2 separate regions of the Mus musculus genome follow, and region 2 is linked to region 1. Evidence: chromatin loops called from intact Hi-C (ENCODE). Cell type or tissue: heart. All regions are shown on one strand. Each heading gives the region's core, and the rest is flanking DNA. Links, peaks and the distances in the headings are about the cores only.

What was found. Peaks named below come from ENCODE experiments on the same cell type or tissue, not always from the same donor. Only the 100,000 strongest peaks of a DNase experiment are listed, where the experiment ranks them.
Region 2: it touches region 1 in a loop (2.2-fold over the local background); 3 of 42 quality-filtered maps call a loop at or near these places.

What each region holds. Positions count from the first base shown.
Region 1 is chr4:118,424,244-118,433,001 of GRCm38, forward strand. Elovl1 (elongation of very long chain fatty acids (FEN1/Elo2, SUR4/Elo3, yeast)-like 1) reads left to right here and starts at 3,850. Exons shown (of 8, transcript NM_019422.3): 1 at 3,850-3,972; 2 at 6,253-6,312; 3 at 6,472-6,662; 4 at 6,820-6,900; 5 at 7,023-7,079; 6 at 7,166-7,271; 7 at 7,354-7,490; 8 at 7,655-8,710. The coding sequence starts at 6,267. The coding sequence ends at 7,876. It overlaps Cdc20 (cell division cycle 20), which reads right to left. Exons shown (of 10, transcript NM_023223.2): 10 at 8,658-8,758. The coding sequence ends at 8,720. In heart, for the core only: a CTCF peak has its summit at 3,936; DNase peaks (open chromatin) are centred at 3,798, 4,658 and 5,408; H3K4me3 peaks cover 3,073 bases; H3K27ac peaks cover 2,768 bases.
Region 2 is chr4:118,484,489-118,493,246 of GRCm38, forward strand. It overlaps Tie1 (tyrosine kinase with immunoglobulin-like and EGF-like domains 1), which reads right to left and starts at 5,361. Exons shown (of 23, transcript NM_011587.2): 1 at 5,160-5,361; 2 at 1,889-2,197; 3 at 1,699-1,809; 4 at 129-284. The coding sequence starts at 5,217. It also overlaps the pseudogene Gm12859. In heart, for the core only: no CTCF peak of the experiment used is centred there; a DNase peak (open chromatin) is centred at 5,463; H3K4me3 peaks cover 2,559 bases; H3K27ac peaks cover 2,357 bases.

The sequences.
Region 1 (8,758 bases), core at 759-8,758:
TCCCTGGAGATCCCACACGGTCCCATTTATGTCCACCCTCCTAACCTAAGCATCACTGGGATACAGGAGTGCTTGTATATACCTGTAGTTTTAGCACTCAGGATGCTGAGGCAGGAAAATAGAGAATCCAAGGCTAGCCTGAGCTATAAAGTGAGATCCTACCTTCAAAGTGGGTGGAGGGGGGGGCAGCACTAGGAAGATGTCTCAGTTGGTAAAGTACTTGGGGTTGATTCCTAGCACCAATAGGAAAGATAGGTGCTGCTAACTTCCACATACACTCACACACACACATTCCCGCCTCCTTTATAAAAGAAACAAAATAAAACAAAAACCCTAAACCCAAATTTCTGATGAATACCACCACCCTGCTCAGTTCCCAAGAGGTGGAGCCATCTTCTGTGCCCAGGAAGCATGCCTGATGCCTGCCATCAGTTTACCAGACTTTTATCAGTTCCTAAAACCTCTTATCTTGCTGCGACTCAGGCTCAGGGAGTGCCTCGCCTGCTGCTGAAGAGAAATAATCTTTATCAAACTCTGTAAGTGTCATCCCAACCTATCGACAGACTGCATTTCTACACATTTCAGCCTGTGACGTGTTTTCCTTAGCCAAAGCCAGTCTGTGTGTGTGTGTGTATGTGTGTGTGTGTGTGTGTGTGTGTGTGTGTGTGTGTGTGTGTGTGTGTGTGTGTTTCTGATGGGTCCCATTGTCTTTCCATACAGCCTATAAACAAGATCCCACCCTTTCCTGTTAAAAGCAACCAACCATTAGTATCAATTTAGAAGTGAGAGCCAGGCACTGAGTCTAAAAGCTTCCCCCCCCCCCCATGATTCCTGTGTGCATTCAGGGCCAGCAGTTATAAACAGAGGCTGGGGATGGTCACACATGCCTGTAATCCTAGCACTGAGGGGACAGAGGCAGGAGGATCTGGAATTTGAAAGCAGCTTGGGCTGCATAGTGAGATCTTGTCTCAAAACGCGCACACACATATACACACACACACACACACACACACACACACACACACACACACACACACACACACACACACGAGCATACAGTGGGGAGGGTTGGGGGAGGCTGGGGTGGCTCTGAGTTGGAGAGAACTCTACTTAAGAGTTTCCATCACCTACCACATCTTTTGCTTCTAGGCCATTACATTGCCTCTGTGTGTCTCAAAAGCCTCTCCCTAACTGCTAGAAAGTGTTTCTGAGTGTCAGGTATCATTTCAGAGAAGCCTTTAAGAACAACCACACACACACACACACACACACACACACACACACACACACACACACACACACACACACACACTCCCCAGAGCTGATTAGGTTCCCCATTCCCCAGAGCTTTCATAGGGAACTTCACCTACATGTGACTGTGTGTTCATTTATGTGTATGTCTGCTCTCCTGGGCTGGGTGCTTTGAAGACTCCATAGCTGTGGAGATGCCATTTGGCAGACTTGGGCTATATCGGGTATTGGAAGATGCTTTCTGTCAGGACCAAGTTAAGAATAGAGTCTTTGAGTTTGTTCACTCATATAGTCAGCCAACATTTATTGAAGCCTTGCCACAGTCATCTCTCAGTGTGGCCCAGATGAATATGCACACACTTGAAGCTTCCTGTTTGTTTGACTTTAGGACGGTGTCGTCATCTTGCCAGTGTGCTTTCACAAGGGAGATGTAGGCCCAAATCTCTCGGTAGGACTTTCAGAGCTGTTTATGGATTTGCTCGTTGTTTAGGAAAGGTTTGTTAAAGGACTACTCATTAAATCATATACAAACATGTCCTCTGTGTAATGGCCTGATTCTTACCCTGACTGTTAATATTGAGACAGAGACTGCTAAGCACTTTACACGGGCTATTGCCTTAACCTTCACAGTAAGCCTATAAGCTAGGGACCATTTGTTCTCATTTTTAGAAGGTTCCATACCTCCTAAAATATATGCACGATCACACACACATTAACTGGGACATTTAAGCTCAGAACTTCAGAGTCAGGTGTGGCCTTAGAGCTGTTTGAATACACATGAAAGCCATCAGGACCTTGGTAAGTATTGGTTAACTCAATAAACACTACTCTCAAGAGAAATATAAAGATGTACTGTTCTCTCCGGGTCTTAGTTTCTCCTTTCCTTCCATTGTCCTATGTATTTTTAACAGCAAGTCAGAAAACATGTACGGTTAACTGCATGACAGATAATAGGTCCAATTGGAGTTAAGAGATATGACTAAAATATGAACTTTTCCTGCTGAAAGGATCGTGGAGTTGGGAAAGGTGCAGAAAATACATTAGTCAGAAGCAGGAGTGGTTTACAGAGTGGAGATCTGACTGCATCTCACGATGATGAAGGCTTGAGAGTCAGAGGCAGCCCCATAGATGGATATGTTTGTATGTAAATTTGTGCACATTCATCTAACAAGTCTTAATCACACATGCAAAACACCATCCCGAACGCTCCACTGGGAGCTTTTGGATCCACCACAGATGTTCACTGGAGAGAAAGCTGCTGACATTTGATGGCTGGAGTTCAGGCTATGGCTTGAGAATGACATTTCAGGGACATGGGGGTCTAGTATACAATGATACAGAAGCTGGGTTTGGAAGTAAATTCTCTGCTGGTTGTTTTTTTTTTTTTTTTTTTTTTTTTTTTGGTCAAGAGTAGGTGCTAACAGGTAAACAGGTAATCTAAAGAATGCTGAAAACTATACTCTGGCCTTCATCTCTTATCAATGCCTAGGTAACCAAATCCACCAATTATGAACCTATTATCCTTCCTAGCCACTGCCTCTTCTAAATTCCTCAACTCTCTGCCTACTTACATCATCCAGTTGTCCAAGCTGTAATTGAGTCTTTATAGGAAAGACAGATTTCATGCCATGCAATAGTTGGACTATCTGGTGCTGGGGTGGGTGGGTGGTGGTACTGAATTGACATCTAACTCCTCCCCCACCCCTACCCCTGCAACGTTGTCTGGCTTTCCCAACCCCATCTGTTACCTCTTCAGACCAGCTGTTTTCCTCTCACCTGGTCTCTCTAGTACCTTGTACCTGGGTTATAAGTTATGTTAGTGTGGGGAGCAGAGCTTAATGTGGTTTCGCTCACTGTAGATGGCCAGTAAATGTCTGACAGATGAGATGAGCTGCCTCAAAATTCTTGTTTTCTTCTGCTTCTAGAATAAGTCAGGCAGCCTCATTTGGCCTCCAAGATCTACTACATTGAACCACAGCCAATTTCACTTGCTACCCCCACCCCCACCCCCTTTCACTACCTTGAAGGCCAGTTTAGACAGTGATTCACAGTTCTTGCCTGGGGCCACTTGTATTCTCCCATCTCCGTTCCAGGAAATCCTCTCTGTGCCTCCTAAAGCTAGGACTCATCCAAGTTTATAGGCTCTGAGAAGCATGGTGGTGGCCGACTGCTGCCTCCCGCTAAAGCCTCCCGCCACCCCAATCAGCCCTTAGTAGGCACAGCTGGCCCTCCTCTTCCAGGAAAAGCCTTGAGGGAACGGTTGAACCCTGGAAATTTCCCGTAATCATAAGCCGCGACTGTCACAAAGCAGACAGGAGATGAGTGGGTCCTCATGCTGGACTGGACAGAGGACCACGAATGGGGCCATGCAGGCTGAACCTCAAGAAGAAGCTGGGTGCGGGCCAAGCCATAGTCATCGGCGGGACAGGCTGAGAGATGCGAAGGAAGGGGTGGAGAGCTGGGGCTGGGTGTGCTTCCTGCCCCGGGATCTGGCGACCCGCCCCTGCTCCCGCCCTGGCGGCCAGGCAGGCGCTGGACGGCCCCTCCTGCCTCGGCCAGCCGCCCAATCAGCAGGCGCCCCCCGCCCGGCCCGCCCCCTCCCCCTCTGGTGACAGAAAGTCGGCCCAGCAGATGAGGAAGTGGCCGGCAGGCGGCCCTGGGGACTTCTCTCCGGCCCTGATCCCTTTGAACCCTTCACTGCTGCCCGCCTGGTTTCCACTGGTGAGTGTGTACCTTCCATGGCTCCCCACGTGCCAGCGCCCCCTGCCTGGCTGGCCAGGCTAGCCCTGCCCTGCCTGCCTTGCCCTGCCCTGCCCAGGCTGTGGGCGAGGCTGTTCCTGGGGCGAGTGGGTGGGAGGTCCCAGGCACTGGGGCTGGGCCTGCCCACAGGATCCCTCCCCGGCACCTTGGCCCCTGACCCCCATTTGCTCACACCTAGTTCTTTTTCAGCACCTCCTGGCCTTCCACCCTTTGCCCACTCCTCTCTTTTCCCTTCCTGCCCCATGCCGGTGCCCTTTTTCTTTTCCATCCATCTTAAGGGAACTGGCTCTGTTTCACTGCGGGAGGGGGGTGGTGCGCACCCGGGTTTCCCTCAAACTTAGGGAGAGATCCTCAGAAGTCTGGACTCCCTCTTGCCCTCTGGGTCACTGTGTATCTCCCGGTGTTAAGTGGTGGTGAAGGGCGAGTGAATTGGAGGAGGTGGTTGAGGGAGGAGATAAGGAACTGGCAAGCTCACGTGTGTCAGAGCACATGCCTAAGTGCTAGGCCCCACTCCAACATAAGCCACCAACCAAAGTCTAACTGTAGGAAGAAATGAGTGTCACTCACCAGAGAGCTGTGTGTGCAGAAGGGAGGTGTGGGTGAAGATGTACCCATGCCTGGTCAGCTGTATGTCCCGCGGTTAATGCAATCCCTGACAGGTGTGAAGTTTAGGAGCCTGGCATGTCCGAGTCCAGTAGGGAGGCCTGTTTGGGTGATGTGGTCAACAAGATATGCCTGGACTGTGTGTGGATGTATGCTGGCTAGCTCCTGGCGCGGTATGCATGTCTCTGGGGGTGGTTGAGAGCGGTGTGATGAAGGTACATATTACTGTGTGAGAGCGTGGATGTGGATGGTAGAACTCAAGCCCCAAGGCTGGAGATTGATGGAGAGCAGCTGGAGCACTCCGCTTGTTGGGCAATTGCCGGAGTCCTCTGGGACAAAGTCCTAGGCTCTCCTGGGTCTAGGCTAAATTTTTGTATCCCTATAAACTTTCCCTTGGCATTCCTTCCAACTTTGAGGAGGAGGGGACCTAGCCCATGAGGCTCCCTCCCAGAAGAGGGAAAGATTCCTGAGACCTCCCCCACTCTCCCACCTCCTCACATACCACTGGTGTCCTCACCCCTCCCTGGTAGGGAAGGGTGATGCCCATTCTAAAGTAGGACAAACTAAGAATTCATGGCTGGTTTGGGAGAGAATGCTGGGTGTGGATTTTTTAGCAGTTCTGGCTTTGGCCAGACGTCCTGGCCAGAAGTTTCTGGAGAACCTACAAACTTATCTGGCTGGTCAGAGGTGGTGAGGCTGGGGCTCACTTGGCTTTCTCAATTCTGGTGGGTCCTGCTCCTCTAGGCATTGACCTGTGGCCTGGACCCACCCTCCACCCCATGCCCAACGTAGCGGGGGCGGGAGGAGGGCGGGGCTGCTACAAGATCTAGTCAGACAGGTGGAGCCGCCAGGGCAGGAGTCTCAAAGAGCCAGGCTCCTGGAGTGGAAGAGAGAGAGAGGCAGAACTTGCCCCTGAGAAGAAGGGAGGAGAGAGGCTGGAGGTGAAGCACTGGAAGAAGGCAGGAGGCTGGAGGTGAGAGCCTGGGAGGCAAAGGGGAAGCCCGGGGGCACTGGTGTTCACCACAGAAGTGGAACCCTAGGTTTGTTCAGGTACTAGAAAGGACAGAAGCAGGTGGGAGTCCCTGCAGGGGACAGAGGCGAGAGGAGAGTCTTGGAAAAGGGCCAGAGGGACTTTACCTGGGAGAAGGGGGTATGAGAGGAGTGGCTGAAGGGGAGATTCTCTGGAGAGAAGAGTGTCTCTCAAAGCTGAGAGATGAGACTGCTTGCCAAAAAGGTTGAGGAAGTTCACTGGGAAGATGAACTGTGTTGTGAGGAGAAAGGCTCCAGGAGACCTGGAAGGCAGGTCTCAGAGGGAAGGAGGAAGGCAGGGAAGGGAAACACTCGAAGAGAGTGGAGGGGAAAGGTGGGACAGCTCCATCCAGGCAGGCCGGATGCTTCGGCAGCCGATGTTCCAGACTGTCTCTTCTCCCAGTACACGCCTGCTCACCATGGCCTCACCATGGCCAGGATTCGACCTGGGGCCTTGTGTATGCTAGGAAAATACTTTAGTTCAGAGACCTATCCTTTTGTCAGTGAGGCAGCAGCTGTCTGATTCTGTATCTTGTCCTGTGGACCACATGTGTGATGGGGGGCCATGCAGTGGTCCCTGCCTAATACCTCCTCTCCATCCCTCCTTAGAGTCCTTAGCCAGGATGGAGGCTGTTGTGAACTTGTACCACGAGCTGATGAAGCATGCGGGTAAGCTGCTGTCTATGGCACTGCCTTCCTTCCCTTCTTCCCTGGTATCCCAGGATCTAGGGTTATGTCCTTAGGAACTCCTTGTGACCTGACTCATGTCTAGACCAAGGAAGGCTCTTAAACCCTGTGACCCTCACTCCTTTGACATCCTATTCACAGATCCCCGGATCCAAAGCTACCCTCTGATGGGGTCCCCCTTGCTAATAACATCCATCCTTCTGACCTATGTGTACTTCATCCTATCGCTTGGGCCTCGAATCATGGCTAATCGGAAGCCCTTCCAACTTCGAGGCTTCATGATTGTCTACAATTTCTCACTGGTGATACTCTCCCTCTACATTGTCTATGAGGTAGGCTGGAATGCCTAGGCTGTAGTTTCTGTTGAAGGTTAAGAGTTAGGGTACAGGGCATGGGCCAGAGCATGGCACTATCTGTTGCCGAGGTTCAGTTAGTGAAGGGGAGGGGTTGCTGGGAGAGAACGGATGGTTTAATCCACTCTTTTCTTAGTTTCTGATGTCTGGTTGGCTGAGTACCTACACCTGGCGCTGTGACCCCATAGACTTTTCCAATAGCCCTGAAGCACTTCGGGTAAGTAGAGCCTTAGGTAACCATAATTATAAGCAACCTAGATAAGGGAGAGCAGAGTTGGCCAGGTAGCAGAGGCTCTTTGGATACTGTGTAACTATTAAGATTGATCTGACTTCTCACAGATGGTTCGAGTGGCCTGGCTCTTCATGCTTTCCAAGGTCATTGAGCTGATGGACACAGTGAGTGTTACAGCTACTACAACTTGGGAGTGGGAAGGATGGACGGGGGGGGGGACAGGCATGCAACCTCCCCATTCTTCCCCCAGGTGATATTTATCCTCCGGAAGAAGGACGGGCAAGTGACCTTCCTCCATGTCTTCCACCACTCGGTGCTTCCCTGGAGTTGGTGGTGGGGGATAAAAATTGCTCCAGGTGAGCAGTGAAGGCCGCTGGAGAAGAGGGTGGCCACGGGGAAGAGAGGCTCATCTCCTGACCATCTTGTTTGCCATCGTAGGAGGAATGGGCTCCTTCCATGCCATGATAAACTCCTCTGTACATGTCGTCATGTACCTCTACTATGGATTGTCTGCCCTTGGCCCTGTGGCCCAGCCCTACCTTTGGTGGAAGAAACATATGACTGCCATTCAGCTGGTGAGGAGCCTGTTGGGCCCAAAGCCAACCCCCAGTGTTTCTAACTTAGCTCCTTCTTTCTACCCAGTTTCACCTCTGATCCTTGCCCTCCCCACCCTAAGCTATTTCTATTCCCCCCCTCTGCGCCCCAACCTATTTCTGACCCTTGTCTTTTTCTATCCCAGATCCAGTTTGTCCTGGTCTCACTGCACATCAGCCAATACTACTTCATGCCCAGCTGCAACTACCAGTACCCCATCATCATCCACCTCATCTGGATGTATGGCACCATCTTCTTCATACTGTTCTCCAATTTCTGGTATCACTCTTACACCAAGGGGAAGCGGCTGCCCCGTGCAGTTCAGCAAAATGGAGCTCCAGCTACCACCAAGGTCAAGGCCAACTGAGAAGCATGGCCTAGACATTGCCCACCTAAGTGCCTCAGGACTGCACCTTGGGCAGCATCCACAAGTGTCCTCTCTACCTACACCCGTGACCAGGGCTCTGTGGTCAGGACTGAGCAGGCGGACTGGCTCTCCCCTCCCCACAGCTGGTCCACAGGGGCCACTGTTCCCATCCCTTCTCCCAGCCAGCTCCAGGGATGTGGCCTCACTGCTGTCTGCCACCAGAACTGGAGGCTGAAAGGGCTGGACACTTACTTCCCCCTCCCTGCCTTAAACTTGGGAGAGGAACACTCAGGGCTGGCCGGCACGCACCCGGGTCTTGTGGCCTTTCTCCTCACACTGAAGAGGTCAGCAATAATCTGTCACTGTGGACTCAGGCTCCCTTCTCACTCCACATGGAAGCATGAGCTTCGGGCCAAAGGTCAGAATGGGCAGGCAGCAGGCCTGGAAGTCAGGCTGTGCGCTCACTTGTGTCTTAATTAAAGTGACGGGAAACCACTGAGATTGTGTGTGTGTGTAAATGAGGTGCGGGACACAGCTTTAGCTCTGGCTTGTTTACAAACAAAAGGGATGGGTGGTAGTGCATGCGGTAATTCCAGCTCCTGGGGAGGGTACAAAGCAGGAAGCTCAAAAGAGCCTGAACCCTGTCTCAAAAGAAAAATGATGCTCAGTAGGCAGGGCTCTGGGTTTGGTCCCCTAAACTACAAAAATAATATAAAAAGGGGGGTTGCCAAGTCTAGCTCTAGTCAGAGTAGGGGAAGCATGTAGGAAGGATGCTGGGACATAAGGAAGATACGAACTTTATTAGAAAAAATAAAATAAAAACAAGAAAGGAAATGCGTTTGTTCAACGGATGCCTTGGTGGATGAGGCTACTTTTAGCTAC
Region 2 (8,758 bases), core at 514-8,513, 60 kb after region 1:
AGTATTCTCAATAGCTGACCTTCACCCACCTGCCCACAGCTCCTGGAGCCCTGGTGGATCCTGAGACCCAAAGGAAGTACATAAACAGGTCCCAGCTTCCCACATCACCCCTGCCTTCTGCCCCTTACCTCGCACGATGAGCCGAAAGAAGGCACTGCCCAGGGGGCTGGCCTCTAGGTAGGTGGCACTGTAGATGCCACTTGATGGTGGCTGTACATTTTGGAGCTGCAGTTGAAAACGCCCGTCATCGGCCTCTTGCCAGTCTAGGGTATTGAAGTAGGATCCTGGGGAACACGATCAGGGTCCCTCACAATCACACGAAGGGCTGATGTTACCTCCCTTTGCCGTGGTCACACCAATGTGGCCCGCCCACAGTGATCAGACCTGGGACCACCACCAGATCCAAGCCAGGAAGCAGGAGAACATCCTCTTCCTGCTCTCTGAGCCACCAAGACCTTCTCCTCCCCCATCGGCTCCTAGTCCAACCCTTTTCTTCTGCCTTTTATTTCTGGGCAGACAGGGGGTTGCTTTTTGTTGTTGAGACAGGGTTTCTCTGTGTAGCCCTGGCTGTCCTGGAACTCACTCTGTAGATCAGGCTGGCCTCGAACTCAGAAATCCACCTGCCTCTGCCTCCCAAGTGCTGGGATTAAAGGCATTTACCACCACTGCCTGGCTTCAGGGGGCTGCTTTTACAATAGACTCTTCTGTACCCCAGTACTCTTGCAGGCTCTCGAGGCTCTCCATTGCACCCGAATGACAACCAATCCCCTGGCAGTTGTTTTCACCAGTTTGGTCCCTGCTCAATCCTCCAGCCCCGTACCCCACCACACCCTGCCTGACCCCTACATTCTCGAATTCCTAAAAGCTTGTTTGCCCTCTAGAAACATCTGGTATGTCGGACCCTCCTGCTTTTGTTCTTGTCAACCCTGCCTGTCTCCTGGCGAGTTGTTTCTTCCTCTGTCTGGCTCCTTTGCCTTTCAGGGCTCTTTCCCAGTCTCTTCATCTGGGGTCCATACTGTTAGTCAGGCATACAACCCTGTTCCTTCCTGTCTTTGATAAGAGCTCCAGACAAACTGCAGAGACTCAGGCCTCCCTTCCCTTTTCTACAGCTCCCTCTGCCTAAGGAAAAAGATCTCCTCCCTTAGGAGCCAAGTATCCAAGAGGCGGCCAGCAGATTGTGGGGGTGAAGCAGACATTTTGGGGGCTACTCAAGAAAAAAAGGAGTCCTTCCACAGAGTGGATAAGGACAGGGTAGTGGGCAGGCACAGAGCTGAGACCCACAGATCTCTGTGGACTTCAGCATATGTCTGCCTTGGACATCAAGGATCTGAGTTAAGCAAGTCTTTGAGAGAGGTTAGACTTCCCTTGGCCTGTGCTGGGCACACGTTACCATCTCTCTTCTTTCCTATGGGGACTGCTGCTTTTCTTAGGCAAGTCATGTGACAGCACCTGCTAACTCCTAGGGGAGGGTCAAAGATGAGGGCTTAACATAGCACATAGAGGTAGCTGGCCGCAGGCTCCTGGTCCTTTTAGTACAGTAGGAGGGTGGCTCAGAGCTACAGATGAGAGGGAAGCCCCTAGAGGTTGGTCACAAGGATGGCAGGTGGGTCAGGGTGGACTAAGTATATGGTGGGCCATGGATGGAAGACCTAAGGTGTCAGCATCATGGGTCTCCCTGTCCCACCAACTGCCCCTCACCGTTGTTCTTCCAGATCACGTCAGTCTGCTTTTCCTTGTGCACATGGGCAGAAAGCACAGCAGTGTCACCTTTGTTCACCGTGTGTGTGACCTTGTCTGGAAACAGGTGTGCTGTGGATGAGAGGTAAGTTCAGCGATCTACAACACAGCCCTCCCTCTGGTGGTCGATCTCCTGGTAGGCCAGACTCACCCCCTGGGCTGTTGTGCACATAGAGAACTCGAGTGCGCCGCGCGCCAGCACCACCCACACAGGAGAAGACGCCTACCAAATCCGAGGGCTTGGAGAAGCCCCTCAGCGTGACCTGGTGAGAACCGTTGCGTGCCAGGTACAGGGGCTGCCCAGGCGGGAAGGTGCGCACGATGCGATCATCCTTCTCCAGCAGCAGGGGCGGGTCCGAGCTCCTCCCTGCTCCGGCCTCACCAGACACGCAGGTCAGGAAGAAACGCTGGGGGTCTGTGATGCGCAGGTTGGCCAGCAATGTTAAGTCAACAGACGCACCTAGGACCAAACAACAGTGACTCCATGGTGGATCCTGCCAGCTCAGCAGCCCCAGGAGCCCGGGACTCCAACAGTAACTTGTGTTAATATTTCACTGTGTCCTTAGAAGACTTCACTTTTTCAAAGATTTCCGCCCATTCCCTTCCCTTACACATGTGCTCGCTCTTTACCTGCAAGCCTCTTCGTCCTAAAACATAAACAAAAGCACACATCCTTCTCTGGTCCAGACAGGGAATGAGCTACGCTTCTGTCTCCTTCCCTTACTCTGTCCGTGTCAGGTCATTGCCCTGACTCCTGTGTGAACCATTCCCACCAAGGCTATCCCTGAGCCACCTGTCCCTGCCCCATCATGGAGGTGCAGGTTAGAAGAGTCGCTGAGACTGGAGTGTCATGAGGACGCACACCCTCTTTCTTGCTTAACTAATTGAGGACTATTTGACTGGCTGGGATTGAAGATCGGTTAGGGCCAGAGAGACACAGACACAGGTGGGTCTGGGCCCTACCTTGGGAAGCTGGAGGACCAGACACAGGCATCCCTCCCAGATGGAGGTGTTGGCTCAGAGGGAGGAACATCTAACCAGCAGGGGGGCGGGGGAAGGAAAGGGGACAGGAAAAGATGCAGATAACAAACTTCATTAGAAGGTGCTTGGGTGAGGAGGAACGAAAGGTCAGGCGTAGGGAGAGGCCACCCTACGCTCAAGTATGAGAAATGTTGTAGTGTGGGGAGGGGAGCTGCCCCGGGCTAGTGCAACTGGAGCGTAAAATCTGTACCCTGAAGTGGGCAAGACCGAGGAGAAGAATGTGATCAGCCTGCTTCAGACCTGTGACCCCAGACCTTCCAAGGCCCCTCCTTCCCTGGCCCTTCCCTGCCTGTTAGCTGTCAGGTCATCAATTCATTTAAATGCCACTTAGCATATTTTTGACGGTCTATCGTAAGCCAAAGAAGCTGGCATCTCTTGGCCACCTCGCGGGCACCAAATGCCCTTTCTCCCTGGCATCCTCATGGCTTCCAGTGAAGTTGACATCCTTTGCTGTAATAACTACGGAGCACATTCATCCACTCCCTCGGCATTAACTGTCACCCCTGAGTCAGTAGCTCTGGTGTGGCCTTTCAGCTCCCAATGCATTTGCATCTGTGTTTCCTAAGCTACACCCTCACCTCTCCCAAGCTTTCTGAGTCAAAGGATAACACCCATTACCTGAGACACTAACTTCAGAGTCATCTTGTGTTCCTGCTGTCATAATAATTAATGTTTATTGGATGTCAATTATGTGCCGGGGCCCTTTAGTGATGCTCTCGTCCTTTCAGGACCACACTGTCCTGGGAGGTGAGTGTTATCCTCTTCCAGGATGATGGTTTTATAACCAGGGAGCAAAAGCTCAAAACTTGCCTAAGGTCATACAGTTAGAAGGGAGCAGAGCCAGGTTGTCCAAGCCCAGGCTCCTCTTCCCTTAGCTTCCAGTCTGCTGGCACATACTTCTGCAGGTTTTTCTTTTTCTTTTCTTTTTTTCTTTTTCTCGTCTTTCTTTTCTTTTCTTTTCTTTTCTTTTCTTTCTTTTTCTTTTTTTTCTTTTTTTTTTCTCTTGAGACAGAGTTTCTCTGTATAGCCCTGTCTGTGTAGCCTTGGCTGTCCTGGAACTCACTCTGTAGACCAGGCTGGCCTTGAACTCAGAAATCCGCCTGCCTTTGCTGCCCAAGTGCTAGGATTAAAGGCGTGCACTACCACTGCCTGGCCTACAGTTTTTTCTTATGGGCTTCCATACCTCCCAAGCTTGCACTTGCTACTCTGTTGACTACCTCTCTTAGGGAAACCCTTCATGACTTTTCTGGTCCTGTGGCAGAGTAAGCTGACTCTCTTCTCAGTGCTTCTCAAAAGCTCTTGATGTCTGCTTCTGTCTGGCCCTCATTCCTGGCCTGTGTTTCCCACCAGACAGAACCACTCAAAGGCAGCCTCTGACTTCTAGTTCTCTGGTCAGCAGACTGAAAGGACCTGCCACCAGCATTCAGAAGCTTCTCCATGCCCTCTGTACACACAGCTCCATTTAAACAACAAACGTATCAACCTTTGGGAGCCCAGCATCATTTAGTTGTCATATGATAGGTTTAGGTGTTGCCATATTCTCAACTAATGGAACATCATTGGTGCTAAATAAATTTTATTATTATTATTATTGTTATTATTTTGAGACTGGGTCTCTCTATGTAGTTCTGGCTGTCCTGGGACTTGCTATGTAGACCAGGCTGGCTTCGAACCTCAGAGATCTACCTGCTTTTGCCTCCTGAGTACTGGAGTTAAAGCCACCATGCTTGTCTGTCCAATGAATTATTGATTAAGCCCAACACAGTTACTCGTGAGGTCCAAGTTGATGGCTGACTTCTGCCCCTACTCACCTCTCCCCCCTCCAGGCAGTGATTCCTAGCACCTGCCTGAGTTTTCCCCACCCTGACCTCATTCTTGGTGGATCAAAATCGTCATGACGCTATGACGACGACGATGATGATGATGATGTCAGTTTCTGCTTGTCCCTGCAATTTTTAAGTTGTGTTAAAATACACATACCCTAGAATCTACCGTTAGAACCACTTGTAAACAGTCAATTCAGTGTTAATAAATGCATTCATAACCTCATGTGAACATCACCACCCATTTCCACAGCTCTTGTTTTTGTTTTTGACGTAAGGTCTCCATAAGTCTTTATGGGGCTAACATGGAGTCCTCTGTGTAGTCTAGGCTGGCCTTCCAAGTGCTGGGATTAAAGAAGTCCACCACCACACCCTAACTGAAATGCTACACTCATTAAACAATAACTCTCTATTTCCCTTCCCCCAACCCATGCTCACCACCATATTGTGAGGTCTATTGCTAGGCTAGGCTAGGGTTTCTTGGGGGTCGGGGGCTGGAATTAAGGCCTTGAAATCAAGAGTCAGGGAGGAGCTCTGCTCACTCCAGGGAAGACTTACCAACATGAGAGGCCAAGAAAAGAGTGGGGAGCAGCAAAGAGGATCCCCACCAGACCATACTCTGGAAGCTGCCCTGGGCCAGCCAAGGCCAGCTGGGCCCGGGGTCAGTTGCTGTGGGTCTGAGTGTTCAGCCTGTCCAGCTCAGTGCACCTCGGTGCTGGGGAGGAAGAGGAAATGATGGTTAGGGTAGGAGGGGTGGCAGGGAGAGAGGGTGGGAAGAGTTGTCGCCTGTAGTCCTCCCGTGTCCAGCCCCCACAAGCCCGGGATGGGTGTGGCCTGGAAGTCTCTGGAAGGGGGGGCATTAGAGGTGGGAGGCAGGTTGTGACAAGGACAGATCTGGGGATGGTTGGGCTCTCTCTCCCATCCCTTCGGTCCCTTCCATCTGCATTGCTGGAGCACGGGAGACAGGAAAGGGAGGAAGCCAGTGGCTTCCGCCTATTGAGAAGGTTTGGAGGCAGGACATTGTTCTGGGGTCTCCCCTCCTCCCAGCACACACACGCTGGGAGGAGGGGAGACACACACACACACACACACACAAATACAAAATGAGGCTCACGTGACTCTTTTTTTTTTCAAAAGTAAACAAGAAACGGTCTCTGTAAGGTTTTAATGCTCAGTTTTCACAAACACAAGTTTCTACCCAATTTTACAACACACGATAAAATGTCCTAGTCTGTAGACTGTGCATTAAGTGTTCACTTCGGTAGCACACACACTAGAATTTGCATTATTCAACTCTTCCTCATATTCTTTTCCAATCTTTTAAAATCACCAGGAGTTTCTACCTAAGTAATATTCTACTGTATTTACATTTGAGTTGCATGTCTTCCGAGATCGGGCGCGTTCAGAGTGGTATAGCCGTAGACGAGTTGCATGTCTTAAGAACAAACGGAAATCCATGATATTTTGGTTAACTCAGTGTATTTACAAAATGAAAAGCTCTATCAAAATACTTTTCACTGGAAAAATAAATAGAACAGGCATTGGATCTACCAAAGTTCATATTCACTTTGGCCGATGTCAGTGTGGGACAGTTCATGACAGCACAATTTACCCTGATTTCCCCAGAGCTGACCAGCTTCCAAGCTAACTGTTAAATTATTTTACTGAGATTTTATTATGTTGTTATCTGGTTCATTCCAGATCATTGTCAGCCAGGCTCTGAGCACTTACAGTTCTCTGACTAACGGTCGGAAGCTTGGTCAGGAGCATCTGGAACACTGGTGGTGGAAGAGTCTGCTGGAACACTTGCAGCAGCTGCGGAGGCAGCAATGGCATTTGTCAGGTGGTCCACACCCTTCTCGTAGTCACCTTGTGCTAATAACCCTTCACCAAGCTGTGTCTCTTCAAGGAAGAATTTCTGAACTGCTTCAGCGTCTTTTAAATCAGGAAACTTGGTGTATTAGTCAGGGTTCTCTAGAGTCACAGAACTTACGGACAGTCTCTAGATAGTAAAGGAATTTATTGATGACTTACAGTTGGCAGCCCAATTCCCAACAATGATTCAGTCGCAGCTGTGAATGGAAGTCCAAGGATCTAGCAGTTACTCAGTCTCACGCAGCAAGCAGGCAAAGGAACAAGAGCAAGAGCTAGACTCCCTTCTTCCAATGTCCTTATATTGTCTCCAGCAAAAGGTGTAGCCCGGATTAAAGGTGTGTTCCACCACACCTTTAATCCCAGATGAAAGGCATAGCCCAGATTAAAGGTGTGTTCCTTAACTCGGAGATTCAATCTTCTGGAATCCATAGCCACTACGGCTCAAGATCTTCAAACCAAGATCCAGATAAGGATCTCCAAGCCTCCAGATAAGGGTCACTGGTGAGCCTTCCAATTCCGGATTGTAGTTCATTCCAAATATTGTCAAGTTGACAACCAGGAATAGCCACTACAATCCACCCCTTGTCAACTTGACACAAATAACATCTCATGTTCACATGAAACAATAACAAGGTTGTAAATACGCCTAACATGATATAACTATCCCTCGTACAATCGCAAACGCATTAGTAAATTTACAATGGGCATTCATATTACTTTATAATCCTCGTTTCTGCAACTGGTTACGTGGCCTTAATTGGTATTTATAACTACCTTCCTCTACTACCCATTCTGTATTTCCTTCTCCTTCAGCCAGCACCTCAGCAGGTCTTGGCTCTTTTCCTGGAGGATTGACCCATACCTTCATTCCTGATGGGTCTGCGTCCTTGGTCATCCTGCTTGGATTTGGCTGTTGTAGTTTCTCATTGACTTTAATCACAGGACATGGTAGTACTAAGAGACGCCCTAAGGGATCTCCTACACTCCAGACATAATCTTGCTTACCACCATTGTGAAGAGGTAATCCAATTTCCCCATGGTAATCTGGATCTATCACCCCTCCTAACACTGTTATTCCTCTTTTAGCCTGTTGGTTTAAGGGCATTAGAAGCCCAAAATGACCAGGGGGAAGTCTGAGCTTCCAGTTCAATGGAATGTTTGTTGTAGCTCCTGGTAGGAGCACTCCCCTCTCTGGAGCCAAAACTTCTAAGCCAGCAGAACCTAGAGTTATGGGGACAGGAAGCAAAAATTTTCCTAAAGGGTCACTAGGAGTGATAGTAAGTGGAACTATTCCATTTTCCACCCCTTGATTCCTGGACCCATGAATCCTGGCTATGGGTGAAACTGTACCATATATCGAGCGCTGATTCAAAGCATATACTGCCTTCTGAAGAACTCTGCCCCAGCCTTCCAAGCTGTTACCACCTAATTGGCGCTGTAACTGCATCTTCAAAAGGCCATTCCATCTTTCTATCAGACCAGCTGCTTCAGGATGATGGGGAATGTGGTAAGACCAGTGAATTCCATGATCGTGGGCCCACTGTCGTACTTCTCTGGCTGTGAAATGAGTTCCTTGGTCAGAAGCAATACTGTGTGGAATACCATGACGATAGATAAGGCATTCTGTCAATCCATGAATGGTGGTTTTAGCAGAGGCATTACGTGCAGGAAAGGCAAATCCATAACCAGAATAAGTATCTACTCCAGTAAGAACAAAACGCTGTCCTTTCCATGAAGGAAGTGGTCCAATGTAGTCAACCTGCCACCAGGTTGCTGGCTGGTCACCTCGAGGAATGGTGCCATATCTGGGGCTCAGTGTTGGTTTCTGCTGTTGGCAGATCTGGCAATCAGCAGCAGCTGTAGCCAGGTCAGCCTTGGTGAGTGGAAGCCCGTGTTGCTGAGCCCAAGCATAACCTCCATCTCGACCACCATGGCCACTTTGTTCATGTGCCCATTGAGCAATGACAGGGATGGCTGGGGAGAGAGGCTGACTGTCCACAGAACGGGTCATCTTATCCACTTGATTATTGAACTCCTCCTCGGCTGAAGTCACCTTTTGGTGAGCATTTACATGGGACACAAATATCTTCACATCCTTTGCCCATTTGGAGAGATCTATCCACATACTTCTTCCCCAGATGTCTTTCTCACCAATTTTCCAATTGTGATCTTTCCAAGTCCCTGACCATCCAGCCAATCCATTGGCTACAGCCCATGAGTCAGTGAATAATCGTACATCTGGCCATTTCTTCTTGGAAACAAACTGTAATACCATGTGTACT